Linked DNA regions of Homo sapiens: region 2 is linked to region 1. Evidence: chromatin contacts called from ENCODE Hi-C or POLR2A ChIA-PET data. All regions are on one chromosome and are shown on one strand. Each heading gives the region's core, a stretch centred on a gene start or an enhancer-like site at or near the end of the contact. The rest is flanking DNA. Distances are from core to core; before and after follow the strand shown. Region 1 has its middle 49 kb from the start of CYP4F22. Region 2 overlaps TPM4 (tropomyosin 4).

What was found. Hi-C counts contacts between places; a loop is a spot of excess contacts on that map. ChIA-PET counts read pairs that join two places held with the same protein, here RNA polymerase II (POLR2A). Pooled maps may share reads with other maps.
Region 2: a loop to region 1 is called in a pooled map, with 3 times the contacts of the local background. The contact joins two enhancer-like sites. A Hi-C loop is called at or near these places in 1 of 50 pooled maps. POLR2A ChIA-PET finds 5 or more read pairs at or near these places in 2 of 52 experiments (H1 and OCI-LY7).

Annotation. Positions count from the first base shown.
Region 1 is chr19:15,554,507-15,561,365 of GRCh38, forward strand. No RefSeq gene overlaps it. Among named protein-coding and RNA genes, the nearest start is that of CYP4F22, 49 kb to the left of the region's middle. RefSeq lists a silencer at 1,307-1,366 and an enhancer at 1,827-1,966. Within about 2 kb of position 1,990, at least 11 of the 41 ENCODE cell types and tissues checked have a DNase peak (open chromatin) inside an H3K27ac peak, as active enhancers do.
Region 2 is chr19:16,078,338-16,085,112 of GRCh38, forward strand. It overlaps TPM4 (tropomyosin 4), which reads left to right. Exons shown (of 8, transcript NM_003290.3): 2 at 3,576-3,709. Among named protein-coding and RNA genes, the nearest start is that of TPM4, 5.2 kb to the left of the region's middle. RefSeq lists enhancers at 148-367, 478-527, 718-787, 818-1,047, 2,144-2,871. Within about 2 kb of position 1,919, at least 20 of the 41 ENCODE cell types and tissues checked have a DNase peak (open chromatin) inside an H3K27ac peak, as active enhancers do.

The DNA of each region.
Region 1 (6,859 bases), core at 740-3,239:
TGTTCACAAAGGCAGTGCTGTCAGGCTTGGTGGTGGATAAAACGTGAAGTTTGAAAGAAGTGGGGGACACTAGGTTTGGGCTTGAACATCTGGAAAAATGGAACTGCCATCAGCTGACGTGGGGAATGCTGAGTGGAGTAAGTTGTTTTGTGGGAGATGTCAGGATGTCAGTTTTGGTTCAGAGGAATTGGACATGTCAGTCGAATAAACGGTTCTCCAATTCAAGAGTTTTGGGTTGGGCATGTATATTTGGGAAGCCTTAGTATAAATATTTTATATATTTTTCCAAAAGCTAGTGAAGCGATTTCAAATGGGGGTGATTTTTCCTACCAGATGACATTCGTTGTTATTTGGAAACATTTTTGGTTGTCACAACCGGTGGTTACTATTTGCGTCTAGAGGGTAGGGACCCAGCACTCTGCTAAACATTCTACAAGACAAAGGATACCTAGCTCAATAAAACAAGTAATTATCCAGTCCCAAAGGCAACAGTTCTGCTAATTAAAAACCATGAACTGGAGAACCAAAACAAACAAAAAAAAAAAAACAAAAAAAAAAAAACAGAAAAGAAAGCAAAACTTTAAGACTGGGTGAGATCTCATGTGTGCGTGTGTGTGTGCGCGCACGCGCGCGCGCGCGTGTGTGTGTGTGTGTGTGTGTGTGTGTGTGTATGGAGTAAGGGCTTAAGGGAGCCCTGGGGGTGGTCTCCAAAGTTAACCTAACAATTATGAGGCCAGGCGTGGTAGCTCACACCTGTAATCCCAGCACTTTGGGACGCCGGGGTGGGCGGATCAGTTGAGGCGAGGAGTTCCAGACCAGCCTGGCCAACATGGTGAAACTCCATCTCTACTTAAAATACAAAAAATTAGGGCAGGGCGCGGTGGCTGACTCCTGTAATCCCAGCACTTTGGGAGGCCGAGGCGGGCGGATCACGAGGTCAGGAGATTGAGATCATCCTGGCTAACACGGTGAAACACTGTCTCTACTAAAAATAAAAAAAAAATCAGACGGGAGTGGTGGCACGCGCCTGTAGTCCCAGCTACTCGGTAGGGCGAGACAGGAGAATCGCTTGAACCCGGGAGACGGAGGTTGCAGTGAGCCAAGATAGTGCCGCTGCACTCCAGCCTGGGTGACAGAGCGAGACTCGGTCTGAAAAACAAAAACAAAACTTTTTTTTTTGATTGAGTGCTTCCTGTGTGCTCTTTCCATATATTCCCATTTAATCCTCATACTGACTTGTAAGATCACTTTTTATTATTCCGTTTAACAGAGGTAGAAACTGAGCCCCCGAATGAAGTGACTTACCCAAGATCATTCGGTGCGGCCTCAGCGCTGGCGCTGAGTCCTCTTCTGCCCCACCCCTCAGGCTCCCAGTCCTGGTCTAGATCCCTAGCCACGTAGCGTAGAAGGGGGCGTCGACGGGGGTTGGGCTAGAGTTGGAGCGGGGAGGAGATGAGCTAAAGCGGGGCTGGCTGTGCGAGAGGCAGTAGCAGCGGCGTGTGTCCTGGGGCGCCCCCCGGTGGCCTGTGCTGGGGTCGTCGGCCGGGATCCCCTGTTCGACGTACTCCGGGGCTGAATGGGAAACAGACAGTCCCAGACCCTACGTGAGCCACCCGGATCTTGCAGGTGCTGCCTCTCCTACACCCCCCTCCCAACCGAGGGTCTCCAAGAGCGCATCCTTTGCCAAACATCTCCTGGGCCCTTTTCGGCGCAACCTCGCCATCCACTAGCAAACGAAGTTAGCCTTGAGATCCGACATATGTGGGCTCAATCTAGGCTCTTCCTTCCTAGGGGCGGCCTTGGGCACGTGACTGTCCCTCTCTGCACCTCGGCTTTTTCTTGTCATGCGAATAGTCCGGTATCATCATGCTTGTAATGCACACTGAGTTTCCGCCAAGGGCCACGAGGGTGAATAAATGAGAATGAGAAGGGGAGGAGTAAGGTCCCTGGGTCCCCGGAGCCCTGTTACACGTACTGCAAGTGTAATTCTCAAAACACCGAAGTCTGGTCCTGTCGCTGGCGGCTGTGGGACCTCCTTCCTCCTGAGTGTGAAGAACGCTCCCTCTGCTGGACAATTTGGAGATCCATTCTCTATTCGTTCAATTTTGTGTCCGTGCACGTTTGAGCGTGCATGTGTGACCGCGTATGTGTTTGGGTGCATTTGGGTAACAGTGTGTGCATGTGTTGTAGTGTGCACACGAGTGTGTGTAAACGTGTATGTGTCGGTGTGACTGTGTGTGCGCATATGGATGGGTGTGTTGGAAGGAGAGGAGAGGAGAACTCCACTCACTGAGTCACTGTAACTATCCACACACACCAGGCTGTGTTCCTGCTCATGGCTGGAGCCACTGTCAGAGCCCTTGCCTCTGTCCCCAGGTCTGACCTGTGCGGTGCAGGCAGGACATTCTGGAGAAATCATGCCCTTGGAGGAAGCTGTCAGTAATGACTGGTGGGTATTGGTGGATAAATACCCCAGCTCCCTCTCTCTGGGGGTGAAGACTCCCTTGTTCTGGGAGGTGCATGTTCTATTCTGTCTCCCTGAGGTACTAGGCAGGGCTGAGCCCTAGCTACCCACAGTGGAAACTTCCTCAATAAAGGTCCCTTTAACTGCTGCTGCCTTCCCTTCCCCATCCCTCTTCTCCATTGCCCTAATTGTGTTTCCAGGGATCACCTCCCAAAGAAACAACAGGCAGTTGAACTCTTGTCTTATGGTCACCCTCCTGATAGAGGATTTGCACTCAACTCCTTGTATTAAGGTCTAGTTCCAGGGAACCCAAATTAAGACACACATGTGTGCTGGTTCCTCCAATCCCCAGAAGCCTGTCAGTGTGCGCTTTTATTTATTTTTTTTACCAACGATGAATGTGAGGCTCAGAGAGGGCAAATCACTTGCCCAAGGTCACACGGCAGTGAGGGAGTGGCAGAGCCTGGCTTTGACTATGGGCTGTCTGACCACAAGCTGGGTGCTCACTCCTCTCCTGACAGCCTCCTCCCTCCTCAAGGACATGGAAGGAGCAGGGAATAAGTTATAAGTGTAAAATTTGAAAGGGAAATTCTTCCGCTTTCTGCTTCTGCTTCTACCTCTGGCCCAGCAGTTTGGTGTGCTCTTTTTTCAGTTTTTAAAAATTAAAAAACGTTCATATATATATGAACGTTTTCCAATGTATATAAAAGCATTTATGCACACGTTACCGGGTTTTTTTTGTTTATTAAAAAAATTTTTTTTTTGGAGACAGGGTCTCACTCTGTCACCCAGGCTGGAGTGCAGTGGCATGATCTCGGCTCACTGCAACCTCTGCCTCCTGGGTTCAAGTGATTCTACTGCCTCAGCTTCCTGAGTAGCTGGGATTACAGGCACACCACCATGCCTGGCTAATTTTTTTTTTGTTATTTTTAGTAGATATGAGGTTTCACCATGCTGGCCAGGCTGGTCTTGAACTCCTGACCTCAAATGATCCACCCACCTTGGCCTCCCAGTGCTGGGATTACAGGGGTGAGCCACTGCACCCGGCCTTTTTTTTTTTTTCTTTTTTTGATACAGGGTATTGCTCTGTTGCCTAGGCTGGAGTGCAGTGGCTCAATCTCAACTCATTGCAACCTCTGTCTCCTGGGGTCAAGCAATCCTCCCACCACCACATCCAGATGCTTTTTTTTGTATTTTCTGTAGAGATGGGGTTTTACCATGTTGCCCAGGCTGAACTGGAACTCCTGGATTCAAGTGATCCGCCTATGTTGGCCCCCCGAACTGTTGTGATTACAGGCCTGAGTCACTGCACCCAGTCCATTATCAGTTTTTTGATGACTCCAAACTTGTTGGGAAATATATCTGTTTCAATTATCTATTATTGTATATTGAACTACCAGGAAACTTAGTAGGTTAAAACAATATACAGGCCAAGCTCGGTGGCTCATGCCTGTAATCCCAGCACTTTGGGAGGCCGAGGCTGGCGGATCACCTGAGGTCGGGAGTTCGAGACCAGCCTGACCAACACGGAGAAACCCTGTCTCTACTAAAAATACAAAGTTAGCCGGGCGCGGTGGTGTGAGCCTGTAATCCCAGCTACTTGGGAGGCTGAGGCAGGAGAATCGCTTGAACTAGGGAGGCAGAGGTTGCTGTGAGCCAAGATCATGCCATTGCACTCCAGTCTGGGAAACAAGAGCGAAACTCCATCTCAAAAAAATAAAAAAGATATACAAGTTTTTTTTTTTTTTTTGGTATGTGTGTATGAACTCCTATCTGTATCAGAATATATACAACTTTTAGTTTGCTCACAAGTTTACAATTTGGGCAGGGCTCAGCCAGGATGGCTTTCTCAGTCCTACACAGCATCAGTGTGGGCAGCTCATTTGAGGCTGGAAGAGATACTTTGAGGTGGCTCACTCTCATGGCTGGCAATTTGGTGCTTCCTATTTGCTGGTACCGACTTCCTGCCTCGGCCTCTCAAAGTGCTGGGATTACGGGCATGAGCCACAATGCCCTGACCATTTTATTTTTTCTTTTATTTTCTTTCTTCTTTCTTTTTTTTTTTTTTTTTGAGACAGGGTATTGCTCTGTTATCCAGGCTGGAGTGCAGTGATGCGATCTCACCTCACTGCAATCTTTGCCTCCTGGGTTCAAGTGATTCTTGTGCTTCAGCCTCCTGGATAGCCAGGATTGCAGGTGCATGCCACCACACCTGGCTAATGTTTGTTGTGTTTTTAGTAGAGACAGGGTTTCGCCATGTTGGCCAGGGTGGTCTCAAACTCCTGACCTCAAGTGATCCACCTGCCTTGGACTCTCAATGTGCTGGGATTGCAGGCGTGAGCCACTGCACCTGGCCAAAATATATAATACATTAAAAAAATAAAGTTTATTAAAAAGAAAAAGAAGAGAGGAAATCACTGAGTAACATCGAGTAACATGCTCTGGTGGTGGTTCCTAGCTCTTGTGTGACCTCTGAACTTTTCCAAAGTTCCCTTCTAGGATTTCTGTCTCCCAATCCAGTTCATCTGGTCTTCTGTCACCCGGGCTGCAAATGTGGCAGTTATAGCTATACCTGCTGGTCCTGCCCTCAATATGGACTAAGGGGCTTGTTGGGTTTGCAATTCTTCTTCTTCATCATCTTTTTAATTTTTATTTATTTATTTATTTTTTTGAGATAGGGTTTCACTCTGTCACCAGGCTGGAATGCAGAGGTGCAATCCTAGCTCATTGCAACCTCAACCTCCTGAGTTCAAGCGATCCTCCCACCCCAGCCTCCCAAGTAGCTGTGACCACAGGCATGTGCCACAACACCTGGCTAATTCTTTGTATTTATATATGTATATATATATATATATATATTTTTTTTTTTTTTTAAATTTACTTTTTCAGAGATAGGGTCTCGCTGTGTTGCTGGTCTCGAACTCCTGGGGTGAAACGATCCACCTGTCTTGGCCTCTCGAAGTGTTGGGACTGCAAGCATGAGCCACTGTGCCTGGCTGGGTTTTGAGTTCTTGAGAGTGTTAAATGAAACTTCAACACTGGCTTCTGGTGTGAGCGTTGGGTGAGATTTCATCGGTCACCACATGGGTCTCCAGTGCACCCTGCTTCTCCTGCATCTCTTGGTTGCAGGCACCCCTCTAGCTCTGATTATCTCAGTGCATTTGAGGATGGAAGTGAGAATGAACATGTGTGTCCCACCTGGTGCTGGGTCTTTATACAGTGGCCCTTATGCAGAGCCCCCTCCTTTATGTCATTCAGGTTCCTGCTCAAAGGTCTCCTCTTGGGACATTCCTGCCTGATCACTGAGTCCAGAACAGCCCCCTCAGTCGCTGTCTAGCTTGTCTCATTCTGTTAATTTCCCATAAGAGAAGTGGCATGTCACCATCACCATGCACTATTGGTTAAGCAACTTGAGTAGCTTGGGACCTCAGCCTCCCAAGTAGCTGGGACCACAGGCATGTGCCACCACACCTGGCTAATTTTTTTGTATTTTTGTATTTTTTTTGCAGAGATGAGGTCTCACTGTCACCCAGGCACTATAGGTTAAGCAACCAATAGTGTGTGGTGGAGGTGGTGACATGCCACTTCTGTTCTCAATCCCAGGCCAGTCCAGATTCAAGGGGAAAGAAATTAAGCTCTCCCTCTTGCTGAAGACAGTGACAAAGACTTTGTGGCTATCACCTTTAAGGGGTCTGGGTTAGAATCTGAGATTCTGCATTTCCAAGATGCTGCTGATCCAAGGATCACATCTTGAGTGTCCACTTCTTATAGCTCATGGCTAGAAAAGTCCCTTTCTTCCCTAAATATTTAATGAGCACCTACTACGTGCCAGGATTCATTTTCACCCATGCTAATGTTTAATTACTTCATTGTGTGGCTGGAGCAAGTTTCGGCACCTCTCTGTTTTTGATTTTCCCCCTCCCTCTTCTCCCCAGACCTAGCTGGGCACCTACCCTGTTGCCTCCCACCTACTCCAGGGGGCCCTGGCCTTGCCCCTGGCTCGTCTGTGGGGTGGACCAGGTGGAGCCACCCCAGTAGAGAAGAAGGAGAATCTGTACATCTCAGCTTGCTGGCAGCTCCAGGGCCCTCCAACGTGCTCTAGGACCTGAAGCTGGATCAGGCAGGGCTACATGGTATGTAGTTAGCTCTTAGTGGGGGAAGGAAATTTTGGACATCTCCCCAACATTCGATCAATTACAGGAGGAACACCTATCCTGATTTTCTCATTCAGCAGCTCCATCCTTCAAACTTACTCTCATCTTGGGGCTGGGCTTGAGGGCTCACGCCTGTAATCCCAGCACTGTGGGAGGCCGAGGCGGGCAGATCATGAGGTCAGGAGTTCAAGACCAGCCTGGTAAACATGGTGAAACCCTGTCTCTACTAAAAATACAAAAA
Region 2 (6,775 bases), core at 669-3,168, 520 kb after region 1:
AAAGCCCTGAAAGTTCAGTGTTGAGGCTCAGGGTGGGGACCCTAGAGAGGCAAAAGATGCCCAGCCAGATGGAATTGGTGGTGTGAATTGCCAGGACTGGAAAGAGCCCAGATGGGGGCTGCAGCATGGGCCTTGGTTGAAGCCTCTAATCCTGTAAGGGCTGCTTTGGCCCAAGAGGCCTTAGAAACCCGGTGTAAGCCTCAATCGGTAGCCGGTCTGGCCTCTTTCTCACACTTAACCGACACAGCTCTTGCTCTGATCTCATCCCAAGTCATCTCGCTGGAGGACAATTAACTCGGCTTCAAAATGGCCCTCAGCCTGGAGCCAAGATTTAGGAGCAAGACCGTCTAGTTGGGAGAGAAGATGTTTTTGGAGAGTTGAAGACTTCTTGAAAAAGTTCGAAAAGTTCTTGAAAAAGCAAAGGATGCTTCTTTCCGTCTGGGAGAGGGAAAACCTCTCCCAGGGCAAAAGGAACTAAGACCAGGGGTGGGTTAAAAAAAAAAAAAAAAAAACCTTTCACTCTTGTAGAATAAGCCAGGAGCCGGCGTGTGGTAGACTTCTGGGCCTGTTTCCCGACAGCTGGTTTCGTTTAGATTTTTGTGTGATTAACTGACATCTTCCTGTTCCTTTGCCACATGTATCTAGCAAGCCTCTTTTACCTTATAAGGGAAATCCTTTGTAGCGTGTGGAAGGCTTTGATTGCAGGAAGGGGTGGAACCCAAAATGACTCGGCCGTGACTAGCAGTTTTTCAAAAATACATATATATGTATGCATGTACAGATATGCGTGTATCTCCCAACTCCAGACAGCTGAAAATCTGCCAAAAGCGTTGTTTGCCAGGATTCAGAATTTCCCACATAAGGGCTACTCACTTCTTAAAAGACAACTCATGAATCAAGCACCTCTGTTTGATCTTTAAAATCAATTCCTCGACTGCTAATGGGTACACAGTTTTTTGTTTGTTTGTTTGTCTTTGGCGGGTTATGAAAATGTCCTGGAATTCGATAATGGTGTTGGTTGCAGAGTGTTTTTGCAACATCAGTTCCTGGCCCAGTTACTGAAGGTGGTAGGAGGAGTTAAGATCTAGGCAATTAAAAAGAATGAAAGGCACCCATTCATGGGAAGGCCTCAGTGACGTTTCTTAAGACAGTTTCATCAGTGGTTTTCACAATTCTCTGCATTTGGTGTTTCAGAGGACACTGCAATACGAAACACCTGTGGGAGTGCCCTCTTTCTGCTTCTAGGAATCTGAGGCTGAGAAACCTTCCTGACTCTATTTGTGTAGTTTTTCGGCCACGTTAGCCTCATTCTATTTTTTTTTCCCCCAGTATGAACTCAGGGCAGGAGAGGGAGTGGTTTCCTAATAATTTTTTTTTTTTGAGACGGAATCTTGCTCTGTTACCCAGGCTGGAGTGCAGTGGCGCGATCTCGGCTCATTGCAACCTTCACCTCCCGGGTTCAAGCGATTCTCCTGCCTCAGCCTCCCAAGTAGCTGGGATTACAGGCGCCTGCCCCCACACCCAACTGATTTTTTTGTATTTTTAGTAGAGATGCGGTTTCACCATGTTGGCCAGGCTGGTCTCGAACTCCTGACCTCATGTGATCCACCCACCTCCGCCTCCCAAAGTGTTAGGATTACGGATGTGAGCCACCGCGCCCGGCCTTCCTAATAATTTTGATAGCCTTCCCCAGTTCAGGGATTCTTCATTTGTTCTGATAGGAAAAAGCTAGCGTGGCTTCCCTTTTCCTCTCGGTTGAGGCCCGTTTGACCCGTTCTCAATATTCCTTCCAAAGAGCAGGCATCGCTGGAAAACTCGCCTTGCCTCGTAGCCCTGGCAGGACCTAGGGGACAGGTTCTGACAAGGAAGAGCCCTGGGTGGGTCTTAAGAGGCCATTCATTTCTTACCAATTCTGAGTCACTGAATAAAACCACTTCCCCCAGTGGGGCCCCTCGGTTTCTTCACCTGTAAAATGGGTGCGATGTGTGAGGATGAAATTGCAGTAAAATAAAACCGTGGCAGTAAGAGATGCCTTTCTCTGGCACATCCCACCTGCTGGGCATAAGCGGCGCCACCCTCTGGAGTTACAGCCTCAAGGCAGTCCGGTAACTAATCAGGCTTTGGGATGGAGAGGGCCAGGATGAGGAAGCAACCTTCCCAACACCACGTGGCTGTGAAAATGACAAAGCACGGTCGGGCGCAGTGGCTCACGCCTGTAATCCCAGTACTTTGGGAGACCAAGGCGGGTGGATCACGTGAGGCCAGGAGTTTGAGACCAGCCTGACCAACAAGACGAAACCCTGTCTCTACTAAAAATACAAAAAAATAGCAAGGCGTGGTGGTGTCCGTCTGTAATCCCAGCTACTCAGGAGGCTGAGGCAGAATTGCTTGAACCCGGGAGGTAGAAGTTGCAGCAAGCCGAGATCATGCCATTGCACTCCAGCCTTGGTGACGGCGCAAGACTCCATCTCAAAAAAAAAATTAAAAAGAAAATGACAAAGCGGGGATTCCAGCCCAGCACTTTTTGGCCCTGGAGTTCCTGGTTTAATGCTTCCCATTGTACTTCCTTTCTTGTAGGTAAAAACACCTTGAAAAGCCAATAACACTATTGGGGTATGTCTTCCATGCCTGCAACCAAGTTTTCTTTCCCTTTCCATATCTTTTTGTCCTGCCATCTCTCAGCCAGGCGGATTGAAGGATGGAATTCCAACGAGGCTCCCCCGCCTCGTCCCACCTTGGTAATTGCATGGCCAACATTTAACTGAGGGCTCCATAGTCTTGCATTTATCTTGCCATTCAGGTGAATGGGAGCGGAACTCACAGGACACAATGAGCCGGGTCACTGATGGCCTTGCTTTCTAAGAATCTCACAGTGAGCCCTAGAACTCTCTACGTGGTAACACTGTGTGCCTTTTTCAGAGAAGAGCCTATCTTAGATCTTAGCCTAACGTTGGGTCTATTGTGTTGCTGGAGAGACCAGCACTGACATTCATCTCAAAGCACATGGTATGTTTGACTCCTATGTTGACTCAACTACCCATCTTGTACTGGGACACTCGCTTTTTTTTTTTTTTTTTGAGACGGAGTCTTGCTCTGTCACCAGGCTGGAGTGCAGTGGCACGATCTCAGCTCACGGCAACCTCCGCCTCCCGGGTTCAAGTGATTCTTCTGCCTCAGCCTCCTGAGCATGTGGAACTACAGGCACGTGCCACCACACTCAGCTAATTTTTCTATTTTTAGTAGAGACAGGGTTTCACCACGTTGGCCAGGATGGTCTCGATCTCTTGACCTTGTGATACACCCACCTCAGCCTCCCAAAGTGCTGGGATTACAGGCATGAGCCACCACGCTTGGCGATGCTCATCTTTTGCTATGGAGTGGTAGATGTTTTTCCCAGACATTTTCCGGGAAGATCATACTGAAATTTTGGTATGAGTGTAAATTCCCTATGGCCTGGACTCCTGGGTGGGCTTTGACGGGGAAGATCAGGTTAACAGAGGGCAGGACATGGGGGAGGCTCCCACTGGTGGCTGGCCTGATACTTCTTAACATGGCTGCACCTCCGACCTCCCCAGGCTGAAGGTGATGTGGCCGCCCTCAACCGACGCATCCAGCTCGTTGAGGAGGAGTTGGACAGGGCTCAGGAACGACTGGCCACGGCCCTGCAGAAGCTGGAGGAGGCAGAAAAAGCTGCAGATGAGAGTGAGAGGTAAGGACGCTTTGAATCTGGTGGCATCCGTGTTTGCTTTTAGAAAATGGGGATCATGCTGCCGACCTCGCAGAGCTGGTGTGAAAGTAAACAAGGTCACAAGGACATGCATGTGTCCACAAAAAAGTGCATGACAGCACTTTGTAAACCATCACTCCATGGGTAGAGATGTTTATCCGTGGCCAGGCACGGTGGCTCATGCCTGTAATCCCAGCACTTTGGGAGGCCAAGGCGGACGGATCACCTGAGGTTGGGAGTTTGAGACCAGCCTGGCCAACATGGTGAAACCCCGTCTTTCCTAAAAGTACAAAAAAATTAGCCTGCCATGGTGGCGGGCACCTGTAATCCCAGCTACTCAGGAGGCTGAGGCAAGAGAATCTCTTGAACCCAGGAGGCAGAGGCTGCAGTGAGCCGAGATCGTGCCATTGCACTCCAGCCTGGGCAACAAGAGCAAAACTCCATCTCAAAATAAAGTGAGGGGTGTTTATCCTTACGGTAACCATGAAAAGAAACTTCCGACAGACAGAAAGGCAAACAGAACGGGCAGATGTGAGACTGCAAGTATGACTGTCCATGGTGGTCAGTTTGCAAAGCACTGCTTCTCGTATTTTCTCTGAAAGCCACAGTGCCTCTTAGTGTTCTCTAGACACCAAATTTCAGGTAGGCCGGATGCAGTGATTCCTGCCTGTGCTCCCAGCACTTTGGGAGGCAGAGGCGGGCAAATCGCCTGAGCTCAGGAGTTCAAGACCAACTGGGGCAATGTGGTGAGACCCTGTCTCTACAAAAAATACAAAAATTAGCCGGGTGTGGTGGTGCACGCCTGTACTCCTGGCTACTCAAGAGGCTGAGGTGGGAGGATCACTTGACCCCAAGAGTTTGAAGCTGCAGTGAGGCAAGATTGTGCCACTGCACTCCAGCCTCAGTGACAGATGAGATTCTGTCTCAAAAAAAAAAAAAAAAAAAAAAAAGCAGAGTACTGTGGAGAGGAGGAAAGGAAACTTGGGATGCACAGGTGATTGTTAGCAGAGCTGTCAGGCTTTAGGCTTTTGGACGGTGACAGCTATTTCAGGGACAGTTGCAAACCAGCATGGTTAATGTACTTGCAACTGACCATGCACCAGGTGCCGTGGCTCACGCCTATAATCCCAGCACTTTGCGATGACGAGGCGGGTGGATCAACTGAGGTCAGGTGTTTGAGACCAGACTGGCCAACATGGTGAAACCCCGTCTCTATTAAAAATACACAAATTAGCTGGGCGTGGTGGCGGGCACCTGTAATCCCACCTACTCAGGAGGCTAAGGCAAGATCCCCCAGCTTGAACCCAGGAGGCAGAGGGTGCAGTGAGCCAAGATCGCACCACTGCACTCCAGCCTGGGCAACAGAGTGAGACTCTGTCTCAAAAAGAAACTGACCACGTTCCTCACCCGCCCATGGTATCTGTGCTGCAACCCAGCCACCAGTAGGGTGCCTTCTCCTCGGTAGCCAGATCATTCTCTGGCACGCCTTGGCACAGGCTCTCTGGAAGACTGAGGGTAGATTGTGTAATTCACAGAAGCAGCAGTCTGTGTGTGGTGGAAAAGGAGTTCCTTGTGTGGCAATGGTGTGGGCCCGACCAGTGATCATCGCGTCTGCCCCTCATTCACACCGGAGTTCTCACTTGAGCCAGCCACCATGCTTTTGCAGTATAAACACCTCCCAAAGATTCATTTCTTTTTTTTTTTTTTTTTTTGAGACAGGGTCTTACTCTATCACCCAGGCTGGAATGTAGTGGTGCGATCACAGCTCACTGCAGCCTCGACCTCCTGGGCTCAAGCGATCCTCCCGCCACGGCCTCCAGAGTTCCAGAGTAAAGCTGGGACTACAGGCGCATGCCATCATGCCCAGCTAATTTTTTTTTGAGACAGAGTCTCGCTCTGTCGCCCAGGCTGGAGTGCACTGGCGTGATCTCAGCTCACTACAAGCTTCACCTCCTGGGTTCACGACATTCTCCTGCCTCAGCCTCCCAAGTAGCTGGGACTACAGGCACCCGCCACCACACCCGGCTAATTTTTTTGTATTTTTAGTAGAGACAGGGTTTCACCGTGTTAGCCACGATGTTCTCAAGCTCCTGACCTTGTAATCCACCTGCCTTGGCCTCCCAAAGTGCTGGCACGCCTAGCTAATTTAAGATGCATTTCTGGTTGTGCTGCTGTGACCACTAACCAGAGATTAGAAACCAGCTAAGGAATCTTGGAGATTGCATGTCACCCAAGCTGGAAATTTCTTCCCAAGTAGTGGAACAGCCAGGGCAGAGGGAACAGACGCTACTGCAGACTCTGCTTCAGCCACTGAATCAAGGGAGAGAGTGGCAGCTCCGGCAGCCACGGGGCAGTGGAAGGACCCAGTCACGAGAGTTCCTGGCTGTGCCTGTGGCCTGGGTTAGCTGCTGTTCACAGTCAGACCAGCCTGGCTGGATGCTGACGTTGAGGGCTCCCATATTGGCAAACCAAGGGAGGCTGCGAAGGCCAGTCTCTTGTTTGCACCATGTCCCCAGAGGCCTTTGGTGACACCCCTGTTAAAGACTGCTGTGTCTCAGTAGAAAGAATTATATACTTGAAGCTTGGGGATCTAGAGTCAGCTTCTACCACTGGCACTTTCTATGGAGCCTTAGGCAAGTCACTTTGATCTCTTGGGTACTACAAGGGGTTTTGGGGCAATAAATAACCCAGAGAGCTTGCTCACATGCTGAGGGTGAGACCTCGTACAGGTGGGGGAGGGTGTTTTGAGACTTAGCTGAGAACGGGTGACACCCCACGTGAACATATTTATTGGACAGCAAGAAGCATATGGTCTCTGTGCTGGGTGGGAATGATACATATCAATGACACATTATCCCAGGCTGGCCTCTTCTTTTCTTTTCTTTTCTTGTTTTAAATACACAAGGTCTTGGCAGGGTGCGGTGGCTCACACCTGTAATCCCAGCCCTTTGGGAGGCGGGCGGATCGCTTGAGCCCAGGAGTTTGAGACCAGCCTGCGCAACATAGTGAGACCCCATCTCTACAAAAAAATATTAAAAATTAGCCAGG